Linked DNA regions of Homo sapiens: region 1 is linked to region 2. Evidence: chromatin loops called from intact Hi-C (ENCODE). Cell type or tissue: Caco-2. All regions are shown on one strand. Links, peaks and the distances in the headings refer to the core of each region. The heading gives the core; the rest is flanking DNA. Region 1 has its middle 12 kb from the start of LINCMD1. Region 2 holds the start of PKHD1 (PKHD1 ciliary IPT domain containing fibrocystin/polyductin).

The links. Hi-C counts contacts between places; a loop is a spot of excess contacts. Peaks named below come from ENCODE experiments on the same cell type or tissue, not always from the same donor. Only the 100,000 strongest peaks of a DNase experiment are listed, where the experiment ranks them.
Region 1: a loop joins it to region 2, with 4 times the contacts of the local background. A loop is called at or near these places in 4 of 110 quality-filtered maps.

The regions. Positions count from the first base shown.
Region 1 is chr6:52,157,503-52,168,364 of GRCh38, forward strand. No RefSeq gene overlaps it. Among named protein-coding and RNA genes, the nearest start is that of LINCMD1, 12 kb to the left of the region's middle. RefSeq lists silencers at 5,612-5,701, 6,926-7,126. In Caco-2, for the core only: a CTCF peak has its summit at 5,648 (motif pointing right); no DNase peak of the experiment used is centred there.
Region 2 is chr6:52,083,333-52,094,475 of GRCh38, forward strand. PKHD1 (PKHD1 ciliary IPT domain containing fibrocystin/polyductin) reads right to left here and starts at 4,281. Exons shown (of 67, transcript NM_138694.4): 1 at 4,102-4,281; 2 at 1,550-1,685. The coding sequence starts at 1,601. In Caco-2, for the core only: CTCF peaks have their summits at 4,516 (motif pointing right) and 4,718; a DNase peak (open chromatin) is centred at 4,279; H3K4me3 peaks cover 1,056 bases.

The DNA of each region.
Region 1 (10,862 bases), core at 946-8,945, 75 kb after region 2:
TCCTTCCAGCCAGAGCTGCCAAGCTTCAAACTGCTAAAATAGTGGAGGAACTGAGCCAACAAACTTCCCTCTGCATCAGCTTTAGGTGGGAGTAGGGGGAGGTAAATAAAACCAGACTAGGAAAAAGCCAAGAGCATCCGGGAGAGCTGACATGACCATGAGCTGGAGCCTGTGTAGAGCACCCTATTTCCACGGAACTCACCCAGCATGTGTTGGTCATCATTTATGCCACTCCTACTTCCCCCAAAGAACACAGACTGTAGACACTTGGTATTACAGTTTTGACTCTTCATCAGTGACTCCAAAAGCCCATGACGTAGTCATTTATAATTTAACTAAAACAGAAATCTGTGCTCCCTCTGAGGCTGTTGTGTAGAAGTGAGTCATTTAGGAAGTGAGTGAGTCCCAACACGCTGCCCTGCATCTGCCTCTCAGCTTTAAGGTTCTCATTTCATTCACCATTTCATTTAATCCTGATAAAAACCTAGCAGATGGCTGTCTTTATCTCCATGTTGAAGATGATGAGCTGGCAAAATCAAATGCTACAATCAGGTACTTGAGATTTAGATAGTCTCAAAGATTTTAGAGCTCTTAATAACAGAGAGTCAGAGTATGGTCTGAAATAAGTACATGAGAGAAGAACCCAGAACTTGGGAAAAGATGGTCACTGCTGTCAGGCATTAAACCTAGCCATGAGCTTCCTGGCAGCCAAGGCAAGGAGGAAATACAAAAATGTTCAACCAACTAAGTAGCTTACCATTTCAGTCTTTATGATATTGCTTACTGAATCATCTATATTTGGTTGGTTGTTAGATAGAGACATGCTGAAAAACACTTCTTCAAAGAGTCAGGGCCCATCAGAGTTTGAGCTTTTGTCTCATGGGTCAGTTCCCTCACTGGAATCCAAGTGACAAAACTCACCATTCACCTCATACTAACATATCAGTGCTACTAAAACATGTGTTGTCATCAGTGAAATTATTTACTTCAAAGGTTTATCAAAAAGGGACTACTTCTTAGGGTTGTTTTTATTTTTAAAAAAATTACAAAATGGTGCTAAATGTACCCCAAAAAAATGCCTCAATGGATGGCCAAGAAAAGAAACAAGAGAATGCACTAGTAGCCAGCAGGCCAAATGATCATAAAAATTTCCAAGGACCATATTCTTCTTATTAATATGTTTTTCTTATAAATGTATTTGTTATAAATATAATAATAAAACAAGAATATTGAATGAACATAAATGGTAATCTAAAACTACCAAGAGCCCTCTACAGGTGAAAGCTACCAAAACAGAGTTAATACTCACTTTAAAGATTGTCCAGAAAATAGAAAAAGAGAAAACGCTACCCAATCCATTTTAGGAGACTAGTGTAATCTTCATTCTGAAACCATTTACAAACTATACAAACAAGAAGATTTTTCTCTCATTCGTAGTTTTGAATATGAATGTGATCACCCTGGGTAGAATACTTGCTGATCAAATCCAAAGAGTAATAGATAATAACATATCATGATCAAGAAGACTTCCTCCCTCAAGAAATACAATAGTTCATTTTTAAAATCTGTTAATCTACCACACCAATAGATTAAAAGAGCAAAATCATCTCATTATTTCAATAGGTGCAGAAAAGGCATCTGATAAATTTCATCAACTATTTATAACTTTTAAAACAACTCTTAACAAACTAAGTTGATATTTCAAGTTGGTAAAAGTTATACACCAGAAATTAGGAGCAAACAACACTTCATAGAGAAACTTTGATGCATTTTCTTTAAGATCAGGAACAACGTAAATAATCCCCCCCAACACACACACACCCACTACTGTTTCAAACATGGAATTAGAAGTCTCAAACAGTATTGGGTAGGGGAGAAAAGGAGAAAAGAGGTTTAAACATTGGAAAGGAAGATATAAAACTACCATTGTTTGTAGATGGTATGATTATCCCACAAATAAATACCAACAGAATCAACAGATAATCTATTAGAAAATAAAAAAATCAAAAAGAGAATTCAGCACAGTGGATGGATACAAGATTGGGCATTAAAAAAAGCAATAGCATTTCTTTAACATCAGCAATAACCAACTGCAAAATACGTTTTGAAAATTAGATACCATTTGGAGTTGTACCAAAACTATGCAGTATTTTAATTGAGAAGTTCTCTTTAAAGAAAACTTTTAAACCCAATAAGGGACACAGAGAATGATCTGAATACATGGAGAGGCATTCTTTGGACTGGATGGTTGATATCATATAGCAGACAATTCTTCCCATTAACCTGTATATTTAATGTAATCCCAAATGAAATTATATTTGAGTTACTTTTTTTAACAGACCAATTACATTTAGTCAGAAATTAATGAAATAATAAATGTCAAAAGCTGGTTAAGTCAACCTATAAAACAAGATAGGTATCTTGCCCTAATAGATACTAAAACCTACAATAAAACCATAGTTTAGTGCAGTATTAATACAAAACAGAACAATAATGAAAAATATTAGACAGACTAGGGACAGTTCCATATACACAGAAAAACTTAACATAAGATTTTTTAATAGTCCCATAAATCAATGCAGAAAAAAATGCAGTATTATGAAGATGGTGTAGAGAAAATTGGCTCATTTTATGGAAAGCAATGAAACCAGATTTCCATCTAACATCACATACAAAGGTAAACTCCAGGTGGAGTACAGTTAAATGTGAAAAGTAAAGCTTTAAAGTTAATAGAAGAAAATGTAAAAGGACACCCTTGATGCCTAGTGAAGAAGCACTTTTTAAAATCTCCAACCATGAAACAAAAATACGGATGAGTTTTATTATATCAAAATTATGAATTTCTGTTCAATAAGGAATACCCATGCAAACACCAACAAATAGACTATTGATTCAGAGATCTTTTCAAAGTATAAAACAGGTACTGTAAGTCTAAACAACTAATATTTATAATATACAAGTAAATCCCACCAATAAAATGAAGAAATCCAAAAAGCTAACAAGCCTAAAAAGAAATGTTCAAAGTTAGTTATAATCAGAGAAATACTGATGAAAACAACAGTGAGATATAACTTGACTAGTAGATTTGCATAACATCTAGAGCTGGCTATAAGAACTATCACGTACTTCTGGAGGGAAGAAAGACCGAAGAGAGCTCTGACACATCTCCCTAGAGTAGATATGACCAGACTTTGTGACTCAGAATTTCTACTCCCATGTATATAGCTTAAGTAAGTTCCTATCGAGACCATAAGTGGCATGTACAAGGATATTTATTTGTAGTAGAAGCAGAGGGGGAGTTGGCAGCAAACTGAAATCCATCCCTGAAAGAGGGGCTGGCTGAAATGCACAGCATACACACCATGGGGTCAGAAACAATGGTCAAGGTGTTCATGGAGCAACTTGGATTGCCCTTATAGCAATATCATTTGGGTAAGTTTAAAAACATCAGAGGATGTATGGAAACGCCTGGATGTCCAGGCAGAAGTCTGCTACAGGGGCAAAGCCCTCATGGAGAGCCTCTACTAGGGCAATGAAGAGGGGAAATGTGGGATTGGATCCCCCACACAGAGTCCCCACTGGGGCACTGCCTAGTGGAGCTGTGAGAAGAGGGTAACTGTCCTCTGGATGCCAGAATGGTAGATCCACTGACAGCTTGCACCATGCACCTGGAAAAGCTGCAGACACTCAATGCCAGCCTGGGAAATTAGCCACGGAGCCTGTACCCTGCAAAGCCATAGGGGTGAAACTGCCCAAGGCCTCGGGAGCCCACCCCTTGGATCAGTGTGACCTGGATGTGAGACTTGGAGTCAAAGGAGATTATTTTGGAGCTTTAAGATTTAATGACTGCCCTGATGGCTTTTGGACTTGCATAGGGCCTGTAGCCCCTTTGTTTTGGCCAATTTTTCCCATTTGGGATGGGAGCATTTAGCCAATGCCTATAACCCCATTTTATAACACCTTGGAAGTAACTAACTTGCTTTTGATTTTACAGACTCATAGGTGGAAGGGACTTCCCTTGTCTCAAATGAGACTTTGGACTCGGACTTTTAGGTTAATGCTGGAATTAGTTAAGATTTTGGGCAACTATTGGGAAGGCAAGATTGATTTTGAAATGTGAGAAAGACATGAGATTAGGGAGGGGCTGGGGCAGAATGATATGGTTTAGCTCTGCGTCCCCACCCAAATCTGATCTCGAATTGTAATCCCTGCATGTTGAGGGAGGGATCTGGTGGGAGGTGATTGGATTATGAGGGCAGTTTCCCCCATGCTGTTCTTGTGATAGTGAGTTCTCAAGAGATCCGATGGTTTAAAGGTGTAGCACTTCCCCCTTCATTCTCTCTTTCTCTCCTGCTGCCACGTAAGACATGCCTTACTTCCCCCTTACCCTTCTGCTGTGACTCTGAGTTTCCTGAGGTCTCCCTAACCTTGAGGAACTATGAGTCAATCAAACCTCTTTTCTTTATAAATTACTCAGTCTCAGGTAGTTCTTTATAGCAGTGTGAAAATTGACTAATCCACTTTCCTTTTAGGTACTTTCCATAGACAAAGGTCTTCACAATATTTTAAGCAAATTATAAATGCATATTATGAATATGCCATAGAAACAACTGTATTTCAAACTGTAAGGCTGGAGGCATTTAAATAAAATGGAGTTTGTACTGCTTCTCTCCTGAATATCAGTGGAACACTGTCTTAGTGACTCTCTCCACCTACTGTTGCTTAAGCATATTCTGTCCACCTGGTGTTTCTGACAGTCCCACAAAGAGTTTGGCCCTATTGTTTCTAGATTCTCTTTCAGCCATTACAATGTTTGTGGAACCAAAACCTTAGTTAGAAGACTGTCATGCAAAAGAAGTGAAGGAGGTTGTATTGATTGGATTTTCAACTGCACCAGCCAAACACCTACTTCCTTCTCATCCTTCTCTCATGTATGTTGAACCTCTAGCTCATCATAAGGCCAGGCTTTAAGAACAATGATCCTGTCCAATCCCATCATTTTATATAAGAGAAAATGGGACCCAGAGAAGGGGAATATGACCAAGGCCAGACTAACGTAAGTCTCTCTTGAAACAAGAAAGTATTATTAACTAGGTAGCATTAGAGCTAAAACTCAAAACCAAATCTCCCACTTCTAGTTTATTCTCCTTGTTGGCCATCTTAGCTTAGTTGTTCATTGTAAAGCAGTGGTTAAGAGCACAGGCACAGGAATCAGATCTCTTGGAGTTACAATTCTGACTCTACCATTTATCAGTGGTGTGATCTGTGCAAGTTACTCAACCTGTCAATGCCTCAATGGTATAAAAAGAAGATAATAATGATATCCACTTCATAGAAGTTTCATAAATACTAAATAAGATAATCCATGTGAAGCACTTACAACAGATCCTGGGCTTTAGTACAGTTTCAATAAATATTGGTTATTATTGTTATTACCTGAAGAAAGATGACCTAAGGCATTAGTTTATTATAAATCCTAGTTCTGTCAAGAAACTTAATCATATGAATCTTAATTTGATCATATGCTAGAGGCAAACACAGTCGGAATCCATTTTGCCAAATATCAAGAGAACATTACTGTTCAATGCAGAAGATTTCTGCCATTCCTCAAATTTGCCACCAGATGACAGCAGTTGATAATAGGAAAGACAGCTCAGGTATGACTTGACTAATGCTTCCTCCTTTAAAATAAAAGCACCCTTTACAACCTTTGTAAAGCCCTCTTAAAGAGTCAATTTCCTTTCCTCACTATAACTCCGTAGGGGAGAAAAAGTAATATTCTTTTCTCAGTCCCACAAGGGTCATGGCTGACATCCCTATAAAAAAAGACACATTAAAAAAAGAAATGTATAACAAATTTAACAAAGTTTTACATGAGTCTTAAGAAATGAAGACCCAAAGACCCAGGGAAAATTGTGGATGTTTATGTTAAGTCTGATGAAAGAACTGGATGGTTGTGGAGAAATGTGATTGGACAAAAAGGAGTAGGATGTAATGGTAATAAACAAGGGGAGCTCAACAAGGCCTGTTTGTTCATATTCTTTTCTGTCTCTGTAGGACATTCATTCCCTGCAGATACAGGGCAGGACACCTGTCGCATAAGGACCAACTAATAAACAGATCTTTAGTTCTATCAAACAGCACCCAAGAACCAGTGTTCTCTCTCTGAAGTCCCCAGGTCTGAGAATGATCCAGGGATTGCATCACCATTGCATCACATAATTCATGTTTAATGCATGTGTTGGCATATGTTGTCTTTTCTACTGTCTTATGAATGATTTTTATGTTATTGTATGCCGAAATGATAGCATTTTAGATAAATTTGGTTAAATAAGATATATTGTTAAAATTAATTTCACCTGTTTCTTTTCACTTTTTTAAAAATTTGAAATAATATATATGTCTCTCATTATATCTCTATTACTTAGTGCTGTTCTAAAGGAACTACATTCAGAGAGTCACCTTATCAGGAAAGAGCCTGAAACAGAAGATTTGGCCCCTCACATACACTCCTTGGTGCTATGCCTTTGTGCTTTGAATACATAAGTTGCTTGAGCTTGAACTAGAACAAGACACAAAAATTGGCTCAAGATTTCTTAGCTCAAAGGTGAAATCCATGTGCAGCAGATAAAAGATAACTGGCTAGGGAGTAGGATAGCAGGAAGCTCACCCGGTCATAAACTAACTTAGCCTTGACTAAGTTGTTTAATTTCCTTACACCTGCTTCCTCACCCAGGGTGGGCTAAGATACTTCCTAAGATGCATTGATATTGTAAGTTTCATGATTAAACCAAGCTACCAGGGTCCATTCTCTTCCAGGTTATTGAAAAGTCAGTCCATGCTCACAGATTCAGCAAGACAAAATCAAGGCTTTGCCCTTTGTGACAAGGAGGAAGAGGGTGGACAGACTGTGGGAGGACCAGCACAGAGCCTTCACTCTCTGGGAGAGACAAGTTCTGCACACTAACTCATCATCTACAGCCGATCCACTTGGTTGTTCACACACACCCTCCCCACCCACATCCCATTATCTGACCAAGCACAGATATGGACCTGGCCTCCAGCCAATACCCACTGAAAAGATGACACTAATCTCAAGAGCACTTCTTCAACCACTGAGCAAATAGTGTGCATACACTGTTCACAAGGCACAAGATTGATGCTGGGGAGAGCATGGGAGCAAGATTGAAATATTGCCTACCTTCAGGGAGCCTAAATTCCAGCAGGAGAAGAGACATGTAAGAAAGGGCTGGACAGATAATTACTTAGTGTGGTACAAAGTAGGAAGAAGAAACACCGAGTGTGAAGAGAGCTTAGAATAGGGTCACCCATGCTGTCTGGATAGTGTTTCTGACATGCATGGTAAGCCAATGTGGTTGAGTAGTGAAGAAATTGGAATCCACGTGCAGATGGTTGGGTTCAAAGTCCAAATGTGCAGCCTGCTAGTGATGAGATTTTGGCCACACTGTTTTAGGCATTCTACTCTTTGTTCTTCTCACCTGAAATATAGGGATGATACTAATAGTATCTACCTCCAAGGTAGTTGGAAAAAGTTAGTGGGTCAATACAGAACACCAATGGGTCAGTTAGAAAATGCCTGGCAAGTAGTAACACTACTTCCCAAAGGTTTGTTAATTATCACTGGAGATTCCAATGGAGTTTGGAGATTCTCAGATATCCATTCATAGTTAAGCCCATTTTAGAGACTTTCTTTAGTCACAGCTAATAGAAGATTCTACTGGGGACCTGAGCCAGTCTCCCAAGTACAGGGTCCTCCCCTTACAAATGTTAGCCTCCCTCCAGGTAGTCCCAGGTGTCAGCAGAGAAGCAATTCCTTCCATACGTTTCCAGACCCAGAAAAATTGCTGATAATTCACAGAAGAGGAATAACCAAGAGCTAATAAACAAGAAAAATTGCCCAACTAACCAGCCTCCAAAGAACTGCAAATTAAACAGCTAAACACAATTCGCTGTGTATCAATTAATGAGATTTTTGCCTTTATTGATGTCAATGTTGTTTTTTTCTAATTTCAATTGGCTTTTATAATTCTATTTTTATTTTTTATATTTTAGAGACAAAGTCTTGCTCTGTCATCCAGGCTGGAGTGCAGTGGTGTGATCAAAACTCACCCCTGGGTTCAAGGGATCCTTCCGCCTCAGCCCCCTGAGTAGCTAGACTACAGGTGCACACCACCACACCCAGCTAAATTTTTTATTTTTTTGTAGAAATGGGGTCTCTCTATATTGCCCATGCTGGTCTTGAACTCCTGACCTCAAGCAAACCTCCCAGCTCAGCTTCCCAAAGCACTGGGATTATAGGCATAAGCCACTGTGCCCAGCTTCATTTAGATTGATTTTAATAATAACAATGCCAGGAAGGGTTCAATGAAACAGATAGTTATCATTCCTTTCCTTCAATAATTAAATAATACGTATACTAGAAACTGTGCTGTCTTTGTCAGCTAGTAGGAGTATAAATTAGAAACCAGGTGTTCAGAAAGCAATGTGACAATATGTAACACAGCTCCCAAAAATGTTCATACCCTATACATTTCACTTTTAGGGATTTTGTTTGTTTGTCTGTTTGTTTGTTGTTTTGAGACAGAAATCTCACTGTTGCCCAGGCTGGAGTGCAGTGGCGCATCTTGGGTCACTGCAACCTCCACCTCCCAGATTCAAGCAATTCTCCTGCCTCAGCCTCCCGAGTAGCTGGGACTACAGGCACCTGCCACCATGCCTGGCTAATTTTTGTATTTTTAGTAGAGACGAGGTTTCACCATATTGGCCAGACTAGGGTCCTAAGAAAATAATCCAAAGTGGAGACAAAGATTTATGCACAGAGATGTTTATTACAGTATCATAGTAGAATACTAGAAATAGTCTAATTACTCAATAATATGAAAATGTTAAACAAGTTATGGTGCAGACACACAAAGTTATTTTAGGTATCCATTAAAGATTTTTACAAAGATTTTTAACAGTATATGGAAATATATATCCCATAATTTAAAATTTTAAAAATGTCAGGCATAAAATTGCATATCCAGACTATCTCAACCACTTAAGACAATTAGACATAAAAAGAGGGAAATACACCAGAAAATTAGTAGCATTTATCTTGAGGTGATAAGTTATAGGTGGATTTTACTATTATATGAATATTTTTCTACAGGTTCCACTTTTTCAAAATGTGCATAGAAGCGTTGCTTGCTTTCGTGTTACTCCGAGCCAATGGCAATAAGCATGGGCATGTGACTGCAGATGTCCAGGACTGCAACTGGAGCTGAATTTGGAAGAGTAGCTTCAGATCCTGGGGTCTCTAGTCAAGGCTACAAGCCCAGGATTTAAGAATAGCAAAGACTGTTCTCTGAACACACGATAAAGGAGGAAGATTTCTCTCCTTTGTCCTTTTGACACTCCGTTCTACACCCTTTTGTCATTCTACCCTTTCCCCACTGCTTCCTCTCCTCAATTTCTGGGTGCTCTTAGAGTCACAAGAAAGACTTATCAAGTAACCCACACCACCATGTGCACAATTTCACATCACTCTAATTTTTCTTTCTTTCCTTTTTTTTTTTTTTTTTTTTAGACAGGGTCTCTCTCGGTTGCCCAGGCCAGAGTGCAGTGACACTGTCTCAGCTCACTGCAACCTCTGTCTTCCAGGCTCAAGTGAGCCTCCCACCTCAGCCTCCGGAGTAGTTGAGACTACAGGTGCACACCACCATGTCTAGCTAATTTGGGGAGTTTTTTTGTTTTTTGTTTTTTCTTTGTAGAGGCAGGGTCTCACCATGTTGCCCAGGCTGTACTTTCATATTAATAAAAAGACAGTTTCAGGAAATGGCAAAGCTTGTCTGTAGGCAAAGAAATGTACCTTGGACAATGTCCTTTCTAGCACTATAGGACTGCCTGGTGAGAAAAATATGACAATCTGACTATGTTTTGAAGATACTGTGGACCTAGCCCCTCCTAAGTGCAAATACAGCCTGGACTTTGGCAGCTGAAGTTTTAAACCTTCTATTTCAGAACAGAGAACCCAGAAATAAAGCTGCACACCTACAGCCATCTGATCTTCAACAAAGTTGACAAAAATAAGAATGGGAAAAGGACTTCCTATTCAATAAATCGTGGTGGTGTAACTGGCTAGCCATATGTAGAATAATAATACTGAACCCCTATCTTTCACCATATACAAAAATTAACTCAAGATGGATTAAAGATTTAAATTTGAGACCTTAAACTATAAGAATCCTAGAAGAAAACCTAGGAAATACCATTCTAAACATCAACCTTGGGAAATAACTTATGACTAAGTCCTCAAAAGTGTTGAAACAAAAACAAGGATTAACAAGTGGGATCTAATCAAACAGAAGGGTTTCTGCATAGCAAAAGAAAACTATCAACAGAGGAAAGAGACAACTTAGAACAGGAGAAAGTATTGTAAACTATGCATCTGACCAAGTTCCAATATCCAGATTCTGTAAGAAACTTAAATCAATAAGCAAAAAGCAAATAACCCCATTAAGAGGTGGGCAAAAGACATGAACAGACATTTCTCAAAATAAAACATACAAATGGCCAATAAACATATGAAAAAAATCTCAGCATCACTAATCATCAGAGAAATGCAAATCAAAACCACAATGAGATACCACCTTACAACAGTCAGAATGGCTATTATTAATATTAAAAAGTCAAAAACAACAGATGCTGGCAAGGCTTCAGAGAAAAGAAAATGCTTATACATTGTTGGTGGGAATGTAAATTAGTTCAGCCACTGTGGAAAGCAGTTTTGAGATTTTTCAAATAACTTAAAACAGAACTACCATTCAACCCAGCAATCCCATTACTAGGTATATACCCGA
Region 2 (11,143 bases), core at 1-8,000:
TTTAACCTGCCTCAGAATCACCAGAAAGGCTTGATTAAGCACAGGTGGTTGCACCACATCCCCAGAGTTTCTGGTTCCGTAGGTCTGGGGCAGGCCCAAGAATCTACATTTCTAACCAGGTGCTGCTGGTGTGGGAAACACATCATCAGAAGCCCCATTTTAAGGAAAATTTTGACAAATTCTTCTTATCTTAGACATTCAAAAACCCTGCACTCATCAGGACAATTCTGAATTTCTACTTCCTTTGGAAAGAGCCTCAAGGACATATTTGGGTCCTAATCAAACCCATACTGTCTCTCTCTGCTCTCTTTCCCACTCTTTAATCAGGTGGCCATATTTCCCTGTAAAGATCATCAATCATTTCCAGTCCTGGAGAGAAAAAAGGACTTCCATTAGGTTGGTGCAAAAGCAATTGCTGTTTTGCATTCCTTTTAATGGCAAAACCGCGATTACTTTTGCACCAACCTAATAGAAGCTGTTCCTATTTCAATTCTCCTGCTCAATATACTGCTTAATATACTAGTTTTCCCTCATGATCAGAATGACTTCCCAAATGAATACAAAATTATCTAGATTCTTGCCTTGCCTGCTTAGAGAGGGGGTGAAGCATGGATCATTGCTGGAATTTCCTTTTGTTTAAAAAAAAAAAAGGCAGTATAGAATTTATATACTAGGCTAGATTGGATTCTCCTGTATAGATCACCAGCTAAGCATGGGCCTTAATCTATCCCTCCATCTTTGAAGATGTTCCTGGACAAGTCTTGATGAAGGAAAGGCCAAGTTAAGGAAGCCAGCAAAAATCATGCAGCTGCTCAGTGAGGTAATAAACAAGGAAAGTGTTACCGACAGAATTATTTATAGTTTCTTTAGAAGAAACTGTGTCTAGCCCAGGACTTCCCTGTACAGTTATTCTCATGATGCACTTCACATCTGAAGGTGGTGGGGAACCACGTCACATTAGCACAACCATTTATGGCAGCCCCAGCCAGACTAGACCATCTTCCAAAGATGATTAGATACTTCTATCTAAAGAAGCCCCAAAACAAAGGCCATAAAAAGATACAGAGGATAACCAAATTCGCAGAGAAAATTGAACAGATGATTTGAGATAATACAAGCAATCTAATGATTATGACAAGTTAATCTCTTTGGGAAAGTCCGACAGCAAAATCTAAAAAGAATTACATCACATAGCCCAAAAGGAATTATAAAAGAAAGGTTATAAGTTATTATTAAAAGCTCTGCACTACAACAATAATCTTCACTGACCATTAAAAATTGAAGTATATAGTCATAACATTTCAGTATATAACCTCAGCTGTTAAACAGAAAATAAAAACAATTATTCAACATATAATTTAAACCCAAAAGCAAATACCTTAACACCTGCTCTGAAAACAGTATTTTTAACTCAATTTTTTGATTGGCAAGTTAAAAATGCATATATTTATGGTATACAACCAAAATATTACTTTAAGTTTCAATAATAGTTCTCAAGGTAACCTATTGTGTTCTTACCTATAATTCCTTCAAAACACATTCTACTGACCTGCCAAAAGTAGTACTTCAATACTCATCAGAGAGATCAGCCAGGCAGTCATTCTGTCCACTTAAATCAATACTCTTAAGATTGCTCAGACATTAAAAGCATTTTCAGTTTTGATTGGAGCAGCATAGCTTTTGTGCTTTATAAAAACAAAAAAAGCAAAAAAAAATTATCATTTTGTTTACATACGATTATTTTGCTGTTCTGAAACCTGGGAAATTAAGGAGATGAGATAAACATGGCCTTAGTGTCTTCAAATGGAGCCACCATTTTTCCAAGCTCAGGAGAAAAGGATCATCTGAGAACCTTGCATAAAATCATCCCCACTCTGCCCTCCTTGTCCCACCAACTTATTTTAAGCTGGATAAATAATAACCTCTTTCATTAACTCATTATTGAACAGAAGCTGAGTTTTAAAAAGAATTCTAGAAATTAAAATTCTAGTTCGTGATAGGGTGAAGTCTGTTTTGCTTTGCCCTGTGCTGGCGTCCAGCTTTCCCTCGTGCTGCTCTCCAGTTTGAACCCTACACTGCAGCCACACGCCGTTCTCACCGTCACTCAGACAAGCCTTCCACACATCAGCCTCTGCCTTGGCCCCTGCTGGTCCCTTCCTGGATGCCCTCAACTCTCTCCGTGGCCTCAGGAGATCCTGGCGCACCTTCGTGGTGCTGCTCAGGAGCCCCTCCTCAGCTGATTCTTTCCTCCGCCATTCCAGTGCTCACCACCTTCCCCCTGAACCTCTAACTTCCGTGCTGTAGAGCCTAGACCAGATAATGTGGCACACATAGGCCTCTTCTTCCAGACGGCACGTTCCTTGAAGAGACCCAGGAACCAGTCTTCTATTTCCACAGCCTTCCTAGTGTGAAAGTGTGAAGGTCCCACACAGCGCTCAGTACATTGGAGTGGATGAAGACATATTTGAATACCCTAAATCTGGGTTTACCTAATCTGAGATGAACAGCTTTCACTCTCATGCCTGCTCTAAGGAAAGTGCTGAGCTGCTCTCCAGCACCTCATGGCAGAGGGCATCGACAAAATCCTCTTAAAAATAGTGCCTCTGAAATTTTCTGAAAGTTTGAAAATTACAGAATTAAACACCCACATGTACTACTAAATACACGTTTAATATATATTTAATTATGTTTATGTTTATTACATATAAATATATAAATATATTTAATATATATATACATACCTACATACACACACACACATACACACACACAAAGTGTGTGTGTATGTGTGTGTGTGTGGCAGGGTCTCATTCTGTCATTTGGGCTGGAGTGCAGTGGCATGATGTCAGTTCACTGCAACCTCCATCTCCCAGGTTCAAGTGATTCTTATGCCTCAGCCTCCTGAGTAGCTGGGATTACAGGTGTGCGCCACCACACCCGGCTAATTTTTGAATTTTTTGTAGAGACAGGTTTTCACCATGATAGCCAGACTGGTCTTGAACTCCTGGCCTCAAGTGATCTCCCTGCCTCAGCCTCCCAAAGTGCTGGGATTACAGGCATGAACCACCACACCTGGCCATTTAATTTATATTTTTAAGAAAACACTGAGATTAGCAGAAGTAGTTACATCATTTCTGAAAATATAAAAGCTACAATATACTCCCCCCCTCAAAAAAAAAATCTGCAAAAACTTTGCAATAAACTCACCTTACGGGCATGTTCTGATTGAGACAGCTGGAAATCTATAATCATTTCTATTTAATTCAACACTGCAAACATTTATTGTATGCCCACTACGTGCTAAGCACTATACTAAAAGTTGGGAAAACAAACAATCTATGTACCTGCCCCCGAGTCATTACCAGATAGGGTAAGTGTGGAGGCTACTTGGATTTAAGAAAGGAATTCTAGTATTTTCAAGTGGATTCAGCAAGTGTTCCTTTTCGTTGCAAAATTCCCAAACTTTTACGTCTATTTGAAATAGAATTCAACTTATAAATATACAACTTTCAGAATACATCTACCACATAGGGAAAAGTACCCAAGCGTATTTGCTGCTTAGTCCAAAAGCATGAGATCTGACTTGCTTGTTACACAGACAAAATATACTCAGCACAGGAGAGTCTATTTTCAATCTGGCTACGTGATTTTAACATTTCTTCTTAATGCCTACTCCCAAGCTCAGAACAATAGAAATAAACATTCGCACACTGGTTTTCTTAAAACCCTACATTTGGAACTGCATCTTTTTCATGTCAATTATAAATGTAATTTTTTATTAGTCTATCCACTAATTCTTCCTAAAAATAAACTCAGACTCTCTTTATTTCTCATAACTAAAATTTTTCAACCACAGAGGAGAGCTGTGTGCATTTATTTAGTCATGTTTTTGTTCTCCTCTCTCTCTCTCCTCTCTCTGCTCTCACTCCCTCTTCCCTTCTTCCTCCCTTCCCTCTCAGCTTCTCCTTTGGGACATCGAGGGACAAAGTTGCAAGGCACTACTATAGATCTCCCATTTCTTCCTTTTGTTCACCAGAACGTTAACAAGAGATACAACACCTAGAAAACAGAGAGCAGAGACTTTTCTGGATCAAACAGTACCTTTTTTTTCTGTTTCTGTCTCCTTGTGACTCAAGGGAGAAATGATCCTTTCTTTCTAAGTGATCTTATTTCTCTCTGTCAAGAATCCGTGGACATGTTATCTGGTTAGAGCTCAGCCTGCAGCCACCACGCAGGTAACTCACTCACGTTAGACTATAACTCACCTAACTCGTTTGTGTCCCAGCCAAATGTGTACCAGAGTAAAAGTTCAGACCTGACCATGGGTAAGTTTAATGATTAACATAAGCCACTCAGGCTTTTTCCTCAGGGCTTGTTAGTAATGACCAAAGGAAAAGTGTCTTACATTTTTCTCCACTTACTGCATGTGCCCCAGATAAGAATTTTAAGTAAAAGTCCACCCAGTGAGACAAACAGGCATTCAACATTGAAAGAATTTGCCAGCAAATCAGCGATTGAACAGAGGGCTCAAGAGAAAGGACCACTAGAGGGCAGATCCCCATTCATGAACAGTCTCTCACTCTTCATCCCGAAGAGTGACTCGTAAATACCAGGTTATGGGCTGTTATTCATATACCCACTGTAGGGGTATGGGTCTAAAGAAGTACAGAAGGGAAGTAACTTGGTCCAAGTCTTGCTGAGAAAGGGTTGATTGATTCTCTTCATTTTTCTACTCCTCATCCTCCCTCTTGACCTTGCTTTTTTAACCAAGAGGAGGTCCTTGACTTGTACTCATCACCCTCCAGTCGTACCCAGACCATGGGCCTCAGTCATCGGTTGAACTGGTGGGCCTAGGAAGGTCAACAACACCTTCTTACTTGGTCCATGTCTGACTTCTCTGTTCCTGTCCCACTGCCCATTCTGATTCACATCCCCCAATTCCTGATCATGTTTGTCTACGTCTGGCGATACCTGACCAGAAGACGTCCTTATCTTCTATCCTCTCCCTTTCCTTTGAGGGAGAAGTCATTTTGGTAAAATTTGATAGCCCTGAGTCTCCACCTTCAAGGACCAGCAGTAGACCTGGAGAAGCATCTCCAGCAAAACCAGATTAAAGCCATGGAAATACGACCACAACTCTGATGACAGTAGTAAAACTATCCTCTAGAAAGTGTGGAAGTTTACATCAACTCTGCTGTATATCACAGTTTGGCAACCCGTGACAAGCTGAAAAATTTTTGTAGCCCTGAAGCTAGTGGTGTAGAGAGAGGGTGCTTGGCCAGATTGGGGCAGGTAGGGGGTCAGTCACCCCACCACCCTGCCTGCCTGCTGAACCTCTCTCAGTTTCCACTCTGGATCTCTTCCATGCAGGTCAACAAGCATCATTTGAACCACATTTGTGTGCCTGGCATGTGGGTAATGGGAAGGAGGGGGAAGACTAGTTTGGGGGTAAAGGAGATTTCAACATTATTAGTAACTTTTATTTTTATAAAAATGATATGAATCACTTAGATAATTCAAAGTTATATTTTTAAAGAGTATGACACAGTTTCTGCCTTCAAACTGCTTACCATCTGGCAGAGGAGACAGAAATATAATCAGATTATTTTATTATATTGTAGAGTCTCCTGATAAGTTTCCTAAGACTTATGTTTTATTTCTTGTTATTTCAACAAGAGGTTTCCATAAATTAGCCCCACATCTATCCTTGGCTAAAAGGCCTATAATAAATATTTATAAGTATTTTTGGCAGCCTAGCTATCAAGGCCGCATCCTAAAATCACCCCAATTTTCTTATGAGGAGACAGCCACCTCTCTACTATGGACTAAAAGAATCCTAATGACACCCAGGACTTTGGTTTCTGTGCTCTGTGTTATAGGTATTTCGTGGTGGACAATCAAGCTCTATTGTAAAAGAAATAAAGGACAATGAATCATTTCTTGCCTTGAGGCCTAAAAGGAAATGTTGTAGAACTCTAGAGAAAGTGGCTATACCACATGAAGCTTTGGGGAGCCTCCAGTATTCCTGTCATTGGGATATGTCCATGGAATATAAGCCCCTTACACTCCAAAGCCTCTTTCACATAGAAATTCTAAAGCCTTGAGCTCAAGTCTCTGAAAATGCTTCTCAGGAGGCAGGCTGAGCACCATTTCTCTGCTATTCCAAGGAGGGTAGCCATGCCCACCACAGACATTGACAACACTCTACAAGAAGTAATTCCTATGAGTGCTTATAAAATTCTCAGCACAAAAATTGTTACTCAGGCCTATGATGCAAACTCAGGGAGGTCAGGAGAGAGGGTTAATCTCTGACCCCTTTCTCTTGGATTCTAACACTGCTCTGAATTCCTGGAAAACTGTGGGGGCCCATGAGAATGCACCTTGCAGATCTCCAATTACAAGAAGCATAAAAGATCAAGGGCCTAGTTTCTTTGCCATAAAATTCATCACTGCATTTGGACCAAGGCCACGCTTCTACATGCTGCTCCCAGCCAAGGACTGAGTGTGGAAGGATAGTAAGACAGGTCCATCCAGAGGAGACACAGGACTCCTCCAACAGCAACTTTGCCTTAAAGCCTGCCTGATGACCTTGCTGAACCTTCCTAGAGTATGTGGCAACCTAGGATGCTTCCACCCCCTCTCTTTCACTGTGGTCAGACTGGCAGCTTGCCCAGTGTTCTCCAGTTCCAACCCATCTTTTCTCACAGGCACCACCTTAATAAAATCCTTGCACGTTTCATCCTGTTTCAGCATCTGCTTCTCAGAGGACCCAGACTAACACAGGAACCCTGTGGTAGGAGAACACTATTGATAGGCACTTTGGACTTTGCATTAGTGGCCCCAGGAATGGTGTCAATTGTGAAGAGTCTTTAGAAGGGTTCACAGGCTATGGATATTAAACAAAGGAAGCCAGAATAGAAGAGGAAGGACAAAATGAGCATCATCTAAGAAACTCTGAAATTAGCATGCTGGATACCTTTCATTTAACCCTCCAGACCTACTCTCTACCCTTCTCCACCCTGCTGTGTGCCCTTGGAAGGTGACCTGTGTGGGCTGCACCAATGCACTTATTGCCCACAAGTGTTTCACAAATGGAGGCCACAACCAGGAACCCAGAGGAAGGGGCAGAGAGACAAGATGTGATAAGAGTATTTTCCCCCACTTCCATCCCTACTAGATCTCAGCTTCTGACAGAGGGGCCTTTCCATATAGCACCCTCACTCTCATTCTCTCACTCTCTCTGCAGGTTCTAGTGCCCCTCCTCTCTTTATTTCTTCAGGCCTAAGGGTGGTAACAGGTCCTACTGTTCCTAGCTTGCATACACTGCACCATCCCTTCTTGCTCTTCCTGAACCTTGGCCACACCTCTTAGAAATAATTTCTTTATTAATTTTTCAGTCTACACATGCCATCTCTCTAGGTCCTAATGAGACCCTAACTAGAATAGATAAGCTCTAAGAGATAGCTAAGTTCACACATGGGTCAATGTAGAGTTCAAAGCCATCAAAATGTGGGTGCAACTATAAATATGCCCCCATGTGTATGCATAGGCTGATGATGCCAGCCAACACTGAAGTTATACACATCGTTCCCAAACAGGATGGTATGGTTCTTTTTTTTTTTTTTTATACTTTAAGTTTTAGGGTACATGTGCACAATGTGCAGGTTAGTTACATATGTATACATGTGCCATGCTGGTGTGCTGCACCATTAACTCGTCATTTAGCATTAGGTATATCTCCTAATGCTATCCCACCCCCCTTCCCCCACCCCACAACAGGCCCCAGAGTGTGATGTTCCCCTTCCTGTGTCCATGTGTTCTCATTGTTCAATTCCCGCCTATAAGTGAGAACATGCGGTGTTTGGTTTTTTGTCCTTGCGATAGTTTACTGAGAATGATGATTTCCAATCTCATCCATGTCCCTACAAGGGACATGAACTCATCATTTTTTATGGCTGCATAGTATTCCATGGTGTATACGTGCCACATTTTCTTAATCCAGTCTATCATTGTTGGACATTTGGGTTGGTTCCAAGTCTTTGCTATTGTGAATAGTGCTGCAACAAACATACGTGTGCATATGTCTTTATACCAGCATGATTTATAGTCCTTTGGGTATATACCCAGTAATGGGATGGCTGGGTCAAATGGTATTTCTAGTTCTAGATGCCTGAGTAATCGCCACACTGACTTCCATAATGGTTGAACTAGTATACAGTCCCACCAACAGTGTAAAAGTGTTCCTATTTCTCCACATCCTCTCCAGCACCTGTTGTTTCCTGACTTTTTAATGATTGCCATTCTAACTGGTGTGAGATGGTATCTCATTGTGGTTTTGATTTCCATTTCTCTGATGGCCAGTGATGGTGAGCATTTTTTCATGTGTTTTTTGGCTGCATAAATGTCTTCTTTTGAGAAGTGTCTGTTCATATCCTTTGCCCACTTTTTGATGGGGTTGTTTGTTTTTTTCTTGTAAATTTGTTTGAGTTCATTGTAGATTCTGGATATTAGCCCTTTGTCAGATGAGTAGGTTGCAAAAACTTTCTCCCATTTTGTAGGTTGTCTGTTCACTCTGATGGTAGTTTCTTTTGCTGTACAGAAGCTCTTTAGTTTAATTAGACCCCATTTGTCAATTTTGGCTTTTGTTGCCATTGCTTTTGGTGTTTTAGACATGAAGTCCTTGCCCATGCCTATGTCCTGAATGGTAATGCCTAGGTTTTCTTCTAGGGTTTTTATGGTTTTAGGTCTAACGTTTAAGTCTTTAATCCATCTTAAATTAATTTTTGTATAAGGTGTAAGGAAGGGATCCAGTTTCAGCTTTCTACATATGGCTAGCCAGTTTTCCCAGCACCATTTATTAAATAGGGAATCCTTTCCCCATTGCTTGTTTTTCTCAGGTTTGTCAAAGATCAGATAGTTGTAGATATGCAGCATTATTTCTGAGGGCTCTGTTCTGTTCCATTGATCTATATCTCTGTTTTGGTAGCAGTACCATGCTGTTTTGGTTACTGTAGCCTTGTAGTATAGTTTGAAGTCAGGTAGGGTGATGCCTCCAGCTTTGTTCTTTTGGCTTAGGATTGACTTGGTGATGCGGGCTCTTTTTTGTTTCCATGTGAACTTTAAAGTAGTTTTTTCCAATTCTGTGAAGAACGTCATTGGTAGCTTGATATGGGTAGGCATTGAATCTATAAATTACCTTGGGCAGTATGGCCATTTTCACGATATTGATTCTTCCTACCCATGAGCATGGAATGTTCTTCCATTTCTTTGTATCCTCTTTTATTTCATTGAGCAGTGGTTTGTAGTTCTCCTTGAAGAGGTCCTTCACGTCCCTTGTAAGTTGGATTCCTAAGTATTTTATTCCCTTTGAAGCAATTGTGAATGGGAGTTCAGTCATGATTTGGCTCTCTGTTTGTCTGTTATTGGTGTATAAGAATGCTCGTGATTTTTCTACATTGATTTTGTATCCTGAGACTTTGCTGAAGTTGCTTATCAGCTTAAGGAGATTTTGGGCTGAGACAATGGGGTTTTCTAGATATACTATCATGTCATCTGCAAACAGGGACAATTTGACTTCCTCTTTTCCTAATTGAATACACTTTATTTCCTTCTCCTGCCTAATTGCCCTGGCCAGAACTTCCAACACTATGTTGAATAGGAGTGGTGAGAGAGGGCATCCCTGTCTTGTGCTAGTTTTCAAAGGGAATGCTTCCAGTTTTTGCCCATTCAGTATGATATTGTCTGTGGGTTTGTCATAGATAGCTCTTATTATTCTGAGATACGTACCATCAATACCTAATTTATTGAGAGTTTTTAGCATGAAGGGTTGTTGAATTTTGTCAAAGGCCTTTTCTGCATCTATTGAGATAATCATATGGTTTTTTTCTTTGATTCTGTTTATATGCTGGATTACATTTATTGATTTGCATATATTGAACCAGCCTTGCATCCCAGGGATGAAGCCCACTTGATCATGGTGGATAAGCTTTTTGATGTGCTGCTGGATTCAGTTTGCCAGTATTTTATTGAGGATTTTTGCATCAATGTTCATCAAGGATATCGGTCTAAAATTCTCTTTTTTGGTTGTGTCTCTGCCAGGCTTTGGTATCAGGATGATGCTGGCCTCATAAAATGAGTTAGGGAGGATTCCCTCTTTTTCTATTGATTGGAATAGTTTCAGATGGAATGGTACCAGTTCCTCCTTGTACCTCTGGTAGAATTCGGCTGTGAATCCATCTGGTCCTGGACTCTTTTTGGTTGGTAAGCTATTGATTATTGCCACAATTTCAGAGCCTGTTATTGGTCTATTCAGAGATTCAACTTCTTCCTGGATTAGTCTTGGGAGGGTGTATGTGTCGAGGAATGTATCCATTTCTTCTAGATTTTCTAGTTTATTTACGTAGAGGTGTTTGTAGTATTCTCTGATGGAAGTTTGTATTTCTGTGGGATCGGCGGTGATATCCCCTTTATCATTTTTTATTGCATCTATTTGATTCTTCTCCCTTTTCTTCTTTATTAATCTTGCTAGCAGTCTATCAATTTTGTTGATCCTTTCAAAAAACCAGCTCCTGGATTCATTAATTTTTTGAAGGGTTTTTTGTGTCTCTATTTCCTTCAGTTCTGCTCTGATTTTAGTTATTTCTTGCCTTCTGCTAGCTTTTGAATGTGTTTGCTCTTGCTTTTCTAGTTATTTTAATTGTGATATTAGGGTGTCAATTTTGGATCTTTCCTGCTTTCTCTTGAGGGCATTTAGTGCTATAAATTTCCCTCTACACACTGCTTTGAATGTGTCCCAGAGATTCTGGTATGTTGTGTCTTTGTTCTCGTTGGTTTCAAAGAACATCTTTATTTCTGCCTTCATTTCGTTATGTACCCAGTAGTCATTCAGGAGCAGGTTGTTCAGTTTCCATGTAGTTGAGTGGTTTTTGAGTGAGTTTTTTGATCCTGAGTTCTAGTTTGATTGCACTGTGGTCTGAGAGACAGTTTGTTATCATTTCTGTTCTTTTACATTTGCTGAGGAGAGCTTTACTTCCAACTATGTGGTCAATTTTGGAATAGTTGTGGTGTGGTGCTGAAAAAAATGTTTATTCTGTTGATTTGGGGTGGAGAGTTCTGTAGATGTCTATTAGGTCTGCTTGGTGCA